Linked DNA regions of Homo sapiens: region 1 is linked to region 2. Evidence: chromatin contacts called from ENCODE Hi-C or POLR2A ChIA-PET data. All regions are on one chromosome and are shown on one strand. The core of a region is the stretch at or near the end of the contact, and the rest is flanking DNA. Distances in the headings are between cores, read along the strand shown. Region 1 has its middle 89 kb from the start of IRS2. Region 2 has its middle 130 kb from the start of IRS2.

Evidence for each region. Hi-C counts contacts between places; a loop is a spot of excess contacts on that map. ChIA-PET counts read pairs that join two places held with the same protein, here RNA polymerase II (POLR2A).
Region 1: a loop to region 2 is called in a map of aorta, with 2.5 times the contacts of the local background. The contact joins two enhancer-like sites. A Hi-C loop is called at or near these places in 2 of 168 maps with a recorded cell type or tissue (aorta and gastrocnemius medialis). POLR2A ChIA-PET finds 5 or more read pairs at or near these places in 3 of 52 experiments (PC-9 and activated T-cell).

What each region holds. Positions count from the first base shown.
Region 1 is chr13:109,873,199-109,878,226 of GRCh38, forward strand. No RefSeq gene overlaps it. Among named protein-coding and RNA genes, the nearest start is that of IRS2, 89 kb to the left of the region's middle. Within about 2 kb of position 2,118, at least 6 of the 41 ENCODE cell types and tissues checked have a DNase peak (open chromatin) inside an H3K27ac peak, as active enhancers do.
Region 2 is chr13:109,915,424-109,921,155 of GRCh38, forward strand. No RefSeq gene overlaps it. Among named protein-coding and RNA genes, the nearest start is that of IRS2, 130 kb to the left of the region's middle. Within about 2 kb of position 2,793, at least 3 of the 41 ENCODE cell types and tissues checked have a DNase peak (open chromatin) inside an H3K27ac peak, as active enhancers do.

The DNA.
Region 1 (5,028 bases), core at 868-3,367, 43 kb before region 2:
AGTCAAGAGAAACAGAAAATTTAAAAAAAAAAAAAAAAAAAAAAAAAAAAAGAGGCTCTCTAGAAGGGGCCACTTCAGTTGGTTTTGTTTTCATGCGGGGAGAAAGCATTCTGCTGCCAATGACTCTGCATTTATTCATCTGCCTCTCAAGTTCTCCTGGCCAGCACTGTGCTAGGTTTTATGGTTACTACAAAGATGAATGACAGTTGTTCCCTCCGTGTTCACACCTACACTCTTGCCTCGCAGTCCTTGCTGCTGAGCACCCGCAGCCTGACTCCTGGTTTCCTGGGGGCCTCGGGTAGAGCCAGGGAGCTCCTGGGACACCTGGAGTGGGCCGCAAGTTGGAACTGGGATGTAATCACCCTGCTCCTCTCCTGTGTGGACAATGAATGTCTCCATGTGAGACTCAACGGTGTCACACACGGTGGCCTCAGTGTGGCAAGGCACTCCCTATGGCCATCTTCTCATGCTGAGATAAGTCATTCTTCATTAACTGCCTCCGTTGCTAGCCATGTCCCCTGACCTTCCAGATAAACTATTCTCATATAAATTCTTGTCTCAGATCTGTTTTGGGGGGAGATCCCGCTAAGACAATAGCGAGAGAACCAGACAGGTAACCTAACCAAACCTGGGCTGCTTCCCGGGGAGGTGCACGCAGGTCTCTGCAAAGAGCCCCAGAGGACACCCATACGGCCACAAGCGTGAAATGCATGAGATGCTTAGGGACATGCCACACCCCAGGCTTGGGCTCCGGGGCAACTCCTAATCCCAACCCTTGCTAGCCTCACAGCCAATGCACTCTCCTCCACCGCCCTTGCTGCTACCTCCGAACACCATTTCCTAACTTCAAGTTTGTTTGATGCTCTTGTGGCCTGCTGTGCTCTCCTCCTCTGTCATCTAAATTTTACCCTCTTTCAAGGACCAGCTGAAATTTCCCATCCCCGATAAATCCATTCCTGGTTTCCCCAACACCAGGGGAACTTGCTCTTCTCTGTCATTTTGTTGCTCTGAGGGAATCCTAGTGTACATCGTTTAGTTACCTGCTTAATAGGCAGGACACTTTGCTCCCAAATCACTGTAAAAGCTTTTATAGGCTGCATTCTTGTCTTAGATTTTTTTGTAGCTTCCAGAGACCTCAGCATCTAGTTTTGTTCTATTTTCATTTGGGAAGAAAGTTCTGCTGACAATAGTTAACACATTTATTCATTCCCCAGACGCTTATTGATTTCTCAGTAAGTGATGATTTAATTATTAAGTCTGCTTTTTTTCTTATCTTTTCATTTCATTCCCACCATGTAACTATGCTCAAAGATATTCTTTTGGACAGGAACAGTTTTCTACCACGAGAGGAATAGGGCATTCTTCTGAAGAAGGTGAGGCTGGTGTGTAAACAGCAAGGCAGTCCAGAGCACCCCCTCCACCCACCACAGGCCTGCCTTCCCTCTGTGCTGCCTGGATAAAGCACCACAGCAATAATTTCTGTAGTTAGTGTCCCTATTTGCTATGTCATCCTTGACTCTTCACCCAGCAGCAAGAAGACTGAGAAAGAAATATGACAAATGAGCAAATCACTGACATTGTAGCCCATTACTAAATCAGTGCAAAGGGTAGACCACACCTGACTCCTGATAAATCCTTCTGTATCTTGGGGTCAAAGAGTTTAGGAGCATCAGGGGAGAGGACAGGATCAGAGGGGCAGGGGCGGGAGAGATGTGGAGACCATCTCGGTTCAGAATTCTGTTGCTAAACTGATTTCATTTCTAAGAATTTACTCCATCTGTTGCCCTGCTCACACTGTCTAGACAATTTCAAAGTATTACATAATTCATAGTGGCTGAACATTTTCCTGTTTACTACAGAGTCAGTCTACAAAGGTCACTGATAAAATAATCTTTTTAACTGGCATGAAAAGCATCTCAAAAATCCAAGAAGCATAAGAGCCAACCACACAATTACTTTTCAATACTCATTCACGGATAAAATAAAACCACAACGGGCCTGATGGTTTCTGGTTCCTGGCAAGGTTTTGACAGGTTTCAAAAAATAAAAGACCAGGTTGTCTCTGCATGAGTGAAATGAAGACTTATTCATGGACAGCCTTTCATTCTGTGATGCCTGCTGAACAGACACCCAATGCCGAGGACACAGCACAGCCTGCCCTGGTTAGAAACCATAGCTGAGTTAATGCATCATGCATTGCAAAATAACATTTTTGTAGTGTATTTTGTACACTTTGTACATTTTGTAGTGTATTTAATGGAGACACTGAGTACATTGACTAGAAAGTCAAAAACATACTTTGACTTCTTTTTTCAGTCCCTTTTTAGTCAAAGTACTGAAAACAAGGGAGGGAAGGAAGGAAAGGAAGGAAGGGAGACAAGGTGGAAGGGTGAAAGGGAGGAAGGGAGTAGGGGAGGAAAGATAGGGAAGGAGGGAAGGAAGGGAGGAAGGAAAGAAGGAAGGAAGGAAGGAAGGAATGGGAGGAGGGAAGGACCATGTAAGTCAACAAGGTATATCCCATTCAGTACTGTTTTCATTTTGGCACGTATGCCAGGATTTGCATATGAAAATGAACAATTGGGTTTGCAATCATAATGCTCACTACTCAGAAGCTGTTTTGGCATTCTCAGGCTAGTAGGCTGTGTCCTTGCTTTCTCTCGCACTTCTACAGGGACCATACCAGCCACGCTGTCACGTGGGACCTGTCCCTTGAGGAGGCAGTGGTGCAAAGCAGGGGTGGCCACAGGTGAGGCCAAGGCCTGGGCCAGGCGGGCTCTCTGCAAGTTTTCTGTGCCTTCCCCACTGTGAGGATCTAAGAACTGTCAGGAGGCAGGTAGACCTTTGCTAAAGCATAATGCATTTTCTTATTCATGCTACCCTTTTTATTTTACCTGCTCTGTGCATGGGATGCTCTGTGAGGTTTAGGAGACTAGACAGCAGGTTGACCAGCTCTTCAGGACTATTTGGCTTGCTAATTTAGAACTTACAAATATCCTTCTCCAAGTCCCAAAGGATGTGTCGCATGACCTCAGGGAAGCCTGTTTCTGTTTCTCTGAGTGGAGGCTGATCCACCCACAACTGCAAGAGCAGCGTAATAGCCGTCTGACTCTGGTTTTGAAAAACAGCCCTGGAAGGATGTCAGATGAGTCTGCCCATTGCTCCTGAGGGCATGAGTGTAAGGGCAGCATGGCACCCCCTGGCATCTTCAGACGAGTGTGGGCCTAGCACGCGTGCCTCTGCTCCCTCTCAGCGTCCAGGTCACAGTTCCTGGGACCACAGGCTCTGCTGGGACTTGGGACTTGGGTAGGGAAGTAAAAGAAAATGGTGCTTCGAAGCAGAAGCAACTGCCACACTGCTATTTTCTTTTCAGGATAAGCATAAATGTACTGAAATAGCCAAAGCAAAGTTTCAAGAGCATCTGGGCATAGTAACTTCTCAAATGACTACAAGTTTAGGGGTGAGCTAGCAGTGTCTGTGTGTGGTCGCTGAATAATGGCTACGTTACTGAGGCAAGGCAAATGGGGCATGAGATCTTCATAGAAGAAATCAGTAGCACAGTTGTGTATTGAAATTTATTCTGATTGGAAGCTTACAGATGTCAAGGTAAAGATAGAAATACTTTGCCTGTAAAACAAAATAAAATTTAATTTTGAGAGTTAGGTTTCACTTTTTTAAAAAAAGACTGTGAACACAAAAATTACACACATCTTCAGCTCCACTTAATCTTATCCATCTTTTGGGGTTTACTTTTTGGTCAACTTTTCTTCAAAATTAATTTGAATTGGACATGTTAAAATTGAGTTTTTGACCATAATCTATGGCTTAAATTTACCTATATATTAGAATTCCCTATGAGTAGAGTTTTACAATATGTGTGGCCTTATGTTAGCATATGACATTATATTGTATCATTATCTGGTTGGCAGTAGTCATTAATGGGTTGAATCATTTTAACTTAATATCAGTTATAAATGTCTGCTAATGTTGAAAAAGATGGTCAACCTGACTAACCTATATCTTCTGCAGTAGATTTTTTATATATTAAAAACTCCATGTAAAATGAAATTCATATTAACTCTAAATTTTGCATGGACATAATTATTCAAGGATGCCTGGAAAACTACACAAGATTCCCACAGGATGAATATGTATTTGTCCTGAGGATGCCGTTTTTATTAATGTCACATATAAAATTTTAGTCCAATTACATGCATAGCCACCTAACATGCAAGTGCAAAATTAAAATCAAAGTTAATTTATAAACAAAAACATCAATAAGATAAATACACTCCAACATTAGGTTTGAATTTGTCTAGAATTTCAAAACTGTGCTTATTATTTTTTGGAACTGGGGTTACAGTTAAATAACGAAAGTGGTATGCAAATAACATATCATGTATTTTTCCTAATCTCTGTGTCCATAATTAAGGCAGATATAATTTACATTATTGTAATTTTCATGTAATTTACATTTAATTACATATACATGACATATGCTTGTAATTTACATACTATGGGCAGTGACTTTTAAAATCTGTTTTAGTTATCTATTACTGTATGACAAATTACACCAAATTTAGTGATTTAATACAACAATAATCATTTATTATCTTTCATACTTTCTGGGGGTCGGCACTTGAGGCACAGCACATCTCTGCTCCATGATACCCGGGGCTCATCTGGAGCTCAGAGGCTGGGGCTACAATCATCAGAGGTCCCATTCCCTGGCAGGCAGGGTGGTGGATGCTGGCTGGGGCTGGGACACTCATTGGAGCAGTTGTCTGGGATGCCCACACATGGACCATCCACGTGGTCTGGGCTTCCTCATGATGGAGTGACTGGATTTTGCCTATGTGGTAAATCATAGAAGAATCGGAGAGAAAGTGAGCATATTGCCTTTTCTGACCTAGCCTCAGGAGAGATGGGGCATCACTGTCCCCGGAGTCTCCTGCCCGAGGCACTGCGAACATGAGGGAAGGTCACAGAGGTCCACCTCTCAGTGGAAGGTTGTCAAGAACACACTGTAAA
Region 2 (5,732 bases), core at 1,543-4,042:
TGACTAATGTCCTTAGAAAAAGGGGAAATTTGAACACAGAGATATTCATAGAGGAAGAGAATTGAAGCCTCAGGGAGAATTGAAGCTTCAGGAAGAGACTTGAAATCTACCAGCACAGAAGAGAGGCCTGGAACTAATCCTTCCCTTATGGTGCTCAGTAGGAACGAACCCTGCCAACACCTTGATGTTGAACTTCTGGCCTCCAGGACTATGAGAAAATGGTTTCAGTTGTGTAAGCCACTTAGTTTGTGGTGCTTTGTTACAGCAGCCCTAGGAAGCTGATATATCAAGTGAGCAGGGTTCTAGAGAAACAGAGAAAGCAACAGTTAACTCTGTCTTGGGGAATGAAAGAATGCTTCACTGAGAAATTCTGGAAAGAAGACACTATTATGCCCCAAATGCTGCTCCTTCTTGTATGTTACACTCACACCTCTTAGGTACGATGTCTGGATTTGATAAGCCAGTTATGGCAATATTTACCAGAGAGGACAGAAGGCATAGAAGGTTTAGGGCTCTTCTGAGCCCCTGCACCACATTCTTACTTGATGGTTTGTCTGTCTTTTTGGAAAAGCCCGTCTCTGCGCACACAGCTGGTCCACGAGTTCTCGGCCTGGGGTTTATGGTCCTCCTTCTTATACCTCACGGGGCATCCTCCACTCACATTTTTCAGTGGGCATTCAGTGATCTGAAGCAGGGGTTTTCCCTGATCACTTGTTTAGTTTGGGTTCCCCTGGAATCAGATGCTGAGACAATAGTCTAGATGCAAGGGGCTATTGGACAGGTGCCCCAATTCTGCAGGAAAGTGGGGAAGTGGCACAGGAAGGGGACTGGAGGGGAAGGAGTCCAAAGAGGCATGTTCTTACGTCCTTCACCACCATGGGTAACTGAGCCTTTGCTCCCCATGGAAACTCTGGGAAACAATGCAAGTCCCAGGCTTCAGAGTGACTACACCTGAGGGACAATGGAACTGGTGTGTCACTGGGGTTTAGCATCATTGCTTCACGGTGGTAGTAGGGAAGTGATTACCTAGCCTAGGGTCAAAGCAGCTGTTTTGATCACAGAAGAAAACCTTCAGGCACAGAGATGCAGACATCATGGAAGGTCAGCTGGCGGCACTCACAAGGCAAAATGGTTACCAGTTCCTCACCCGCACTACTTGCCTTTAAATTTTTTTTTTTTTTTTTTTTTTGAGAAGGAGTCTCACTCTGTCGCCCAGGCTGGAGTGCAGTGGCACGATCTAGGCTCACTACAAGCTCCGCCTCCCGGGTTCACGCCATTCTCCTGCCTCAGCCTTCCGGTAGCTGGGACCACAGGTGCCCGCCTGCCACCAAGCCTGGCTGATTTTTTGTATTTTTAGTAGAGATGGGTTTTCACCGTGTTAGCCAGGATGGTCTCAATCTCCTGACCTCGTGATCTGCCCGCCTCAGCCTCCCAAAGTGCTGGGATTCCAGGCATGAGCCACCACACACAGCCTACTTGCCTTTAACTTTTATATTTCCTTACGTAAACCCATAAAAAATATGACTTTTCTGGCTAGATATTTTCTGACACTTGGCTAATAAGCATATTTATAAATAACATAAATATTAGCATATAAATGTAAATAATAGCTAGGATAAATCGTGATAACTGATAATGTGTTTATCAAAAGATCCAGAGGTCTTTCTTATCTGAATCCCATTCTTTTCCTGCTTAAGGAAACCCAGAAATATTGATTCCAGGTTCAGATGTTTGGCCCCTGCAATGTAGTAGTAAAATTTACCAGCTTCAGAAAGAGTAGCTGCAGTTTACAGTATAAATAACAGTCCCCAAAATCTGGTTTTGGGATTCACTGCAGCAGGGTCCCAAACCTCTGCAATGGGTGTATCCCAGTTCTCTTGATCAGGATGAGCAATGCTCTTACACTGGAAGGCTATCCACATACTACTCAACAATGCAGAGAAACTAAAAACCAGTGCAATAATTCTCTATTCAACAGTGGTTAAGTTCCTTCTATGTGCCAGGTAAAATGCACTACTGCTAGTGTTACCAAAATGAGTAAGACACAGTGCTTATTTTTAAAGAACTCATGCCCTAAAGAGAAAAACTACAAGGACTTTTCATTCATAAAATTTGAAGTCATTCCAAAATATGTTACAGAAGGAGAGGAGCTAACTCAATAATTTAACCAACTGGAATGCTATTAAAATATTTTATTTCCCCATTCTTTTGTCAACTTGTGTCTTATCTAGAGGGTATAAACAAGTGCAGAAAGGAGATTGCATTCGAGTGGATTTTAGTTACATAGCACATATGGGAGGGTGGAGAAAAATACTGGAAAATTCAGAAATTACATACATATATATTTCTTTTCAATGCTAGGACTGGCCTATTTGATAATTTTCATTTTGACTAGATTTTTAGCAAATTTGATTTCCCTTTAAGGGTTTGTAATCTTTGTTGGTTTTGTTTCTCTAATTTTTATTTCTTAGATCAATTTTAAGAGAAATACTTCTTATAAAAATACTGCACAAATAAATTAAAATCACACTGTGCAACTTATTTTATAATCTATGATCTATCCACTGATAGCTATTAGTAATCTTTGTGGCTTTCAACATTCTGTTTAGTAGAAATGTCAGGCCTCTTTGTGGCCTGTCTATAAAAAATATTTTTTTCACAATGGCAAAGGCCAGCGTAATAAAAGGCCACAGAGAAGAATTGTTTCCACTCCAAAAAGTAGTGCACAAGAAGAAGAAATTGGGCATGACCAACTGGCCAACTGCCTCCTCCTCTGAGTGCCTGACTTCTTCAAGGCCAGCTCTGCCCCTTGGGATGTGCCAGGTCCTGGCTCGGCTGTGCCCTGAAACTCTACCAGGCTTGCCAGGAAGTAAGCCTCCTACTGGAACATCCAGTAGAAGCTGAGCTACCCTCTATCTCACTGGGAGTTAGTTAGCTCACACATAATCCCCAGCGCCGTGTCTTTTCATCATGCCTACAGCTGACTCCAGTGTGGCAACTGGCCGCCACGCCTCCCTGTTCCCTGGTGGCGGCCCATCATCTGAGTCTGCATTTTCCTCAGAGCCACCCTCTTCACTCAGGCTCAGAGTGACACATCATGCTCTTGGGAGGGGCTCTGTCTCCCCCGCTGCCTGTGGACACCATGGGTGATTGCTGTGATGCTCACATCCTGGCTGCAGTTGTTCATAAACAGATTCTAAACCAACCCAATTATTCACAAGACACTGGTGCAGACGGCTTTATGACTTAGAAGTGTGATCTTTAAAATACCCCGGAAGGAATGGAATTTACATTCCTGATGTGGATTGGGAATATTAATGTGGTCGGGTCCAAATTCTCAGAGCAATGCCTGCAGTACCCCTGATAGAAGTGGGAAGAGGTTCTTACTTACTCCACGCCTACTGCACAGAGAAAGTCAAAGCACAAGTTTATCTGCAGTGTCAGAGGCCTTGGGCTTGGCTTATCACCTAGTTCATAGTGAAAACAAAACCTCAGTCAGGCAGTGTTTTTATTGCTAAATTAGGGAATTTCTAAGTTAGGGCATTGGTGTTGCTCTGATGGGATATTTGGGAGTTCTGTTAGTCATTTTCTTATACTGTTCCCTCAAATATCTTATGCTTGGACTTGTAATTCATGCTGTACTTGCATAAACGTAAGACGGAAGTGCTGTAGGTTATACCCCAATGTCAGAGAACCAAGTGTATTAAACTTCCTGTTTCAAAAATACATAAAACTAGAAAAAGGCAAACATGAATTTCAAAGGCTCCACCACGGTCTCTCTTAAAATGTGAGCTACTCATTTGTACTTAAAACGTAAGTCGATTTCATAAGAAATTATTTGCCTACACATTCAGTAATCTAGCTACAGCATGAAGAACCTGACACACAAGTCAAAAAGAGAAACGCAGTCCAGACATGGTGGTTCACAACTGTAATCCCAGCACTCTGGGAGGCCAAGGTGGGTGGATCACCTGAGGTAGGAGTTCAAAACCAGCCTGGTCAATATGGTGAAACCCTGTCTCTACTAAAAATACAAAAATTAGCCAGGCACGTGGTAATCTCAGCTACTCAGGAGGCTGAGGCAGTAAAATCGTTTGAACCCAGGAGACGGAGGTTGCATTTAGTTGAGATTGCACCACTGCACTCCAGCCTGGGTGACAGAGCAAGACTCCATCTCAAAATAAACTAAAAAAAAAAAAAAAAATTGAGAAACGCAAGTGTTCATGGCACTGCCTTGTTATTTGGCCAGATAGTGCCGAGGAAAGGAAAATGATCTATATTAAGAGAGAGATTTTGATGGAGACAGTTGCTGCCTCATATACACAAACATAGAGCTCACAAGGACAGTGAAAACAAAACCATAGCAAAAGAAAGAATTAAAGGCCAAATCACCAAGTCTAAACCCTTGAACCAACCAGCATCTCTCTCAGTGAGGTTTCCCAAAAGACTGTGACACAAACTGCCCTTTGGACGGGAGAAGGACCTTTGCCACGAAAGGGATGAGACCCAAGCTAATGCTGCCACTCCTGTGTGGCTGTGACATCCTGCCTCTCAGAACCACATTGCAGGAGCTGATCCTCTCTGAGTTTATTGTCATGACCTCCTTTCCAATACCAACATTGCATCAGCAGAAAGAAAATGGTCTCTCACTTATTTTCCATTGAGAGCAATAGCCCATGCTTCAAACTCAGTGAGTAGATGTGCCATGCAGCTCTTTAAGTATAGTTGCTTTGAGTAATTTTATCCCAGTCCATCACATTCCGATGAACTGAGATCACAGACACATTATTTTCACCCTTTGCCAGAATTTTTGTGTGACAGAATGTGATAACCAAGAATGAAATGAATTAAGTTTGCTTCTTGCTTTCAGGTTGATGTAGGGAAGGAGAAGACGGAAACTCTTCCCCTTTAATTTTCATGTAGGGATTGGTATACAATGTACTTAATGAATGTGTTCAGTTAATTAACTAATGAATGTGAAGTTGGGTTTATCAAAATCTTGAGAACGATGATAGCCTGAGTTCTTCCACTTTCTCTGGTGCTGGGCTCATCATGGTAGAAGACAAATGACACCTTGGGAGACACACATCCGAGGAACCGCCCTTGGAGGAATTCAGTAAAGATGCGTTTGCTCTTTCTATGGGTTTTAAGATACTGGATTTGTGCCACTAAGAATGTGACACTTCAGGCTATAGTCCTCAATGCCATAGATGTCATACCCCCTTTCTTTTGGTGCCCAGGTTTTTCTGCCTGATGCTGGCAGGGGCTGTCCCCACGCCATGTGCTCCACCCCCAGCTTGGTGATCTTGCCTTCAGAGAGCTCCCAACCCAAACAGGGTAAGGTGCTGGCTTTCTTGTTAAACCCACATTTCAATAAAAGCCTTTGTAACTCAGAGGAATGCATCTTTGGGGAAAGTCTTAGGTGAACGAAGGAAACACTTTCTGGCACTAGGACAGCCTTAGAGCCCTTGCCTCATGTTCCGCAGCCAGGTGTCCATCACCCACAGCTGGAAACTTGGCCTGTCCAGTTGGCTACATGGGACATAGTTTCACAGGGATGAATGAATGGTTTTCTCAGTTCAGTTCCAAAGTGTTTCAGTAACGCCCAGGACATTATTTTGGAGGATTAGAAAAAGCTGAGTAGGAAACATGCTTTGTGTACTAATCATAAATTAATTAGTATTTGGGCCACAAAAGGATGCTCTGCTGCCTAGAGGAGTGTCTTACCGTCA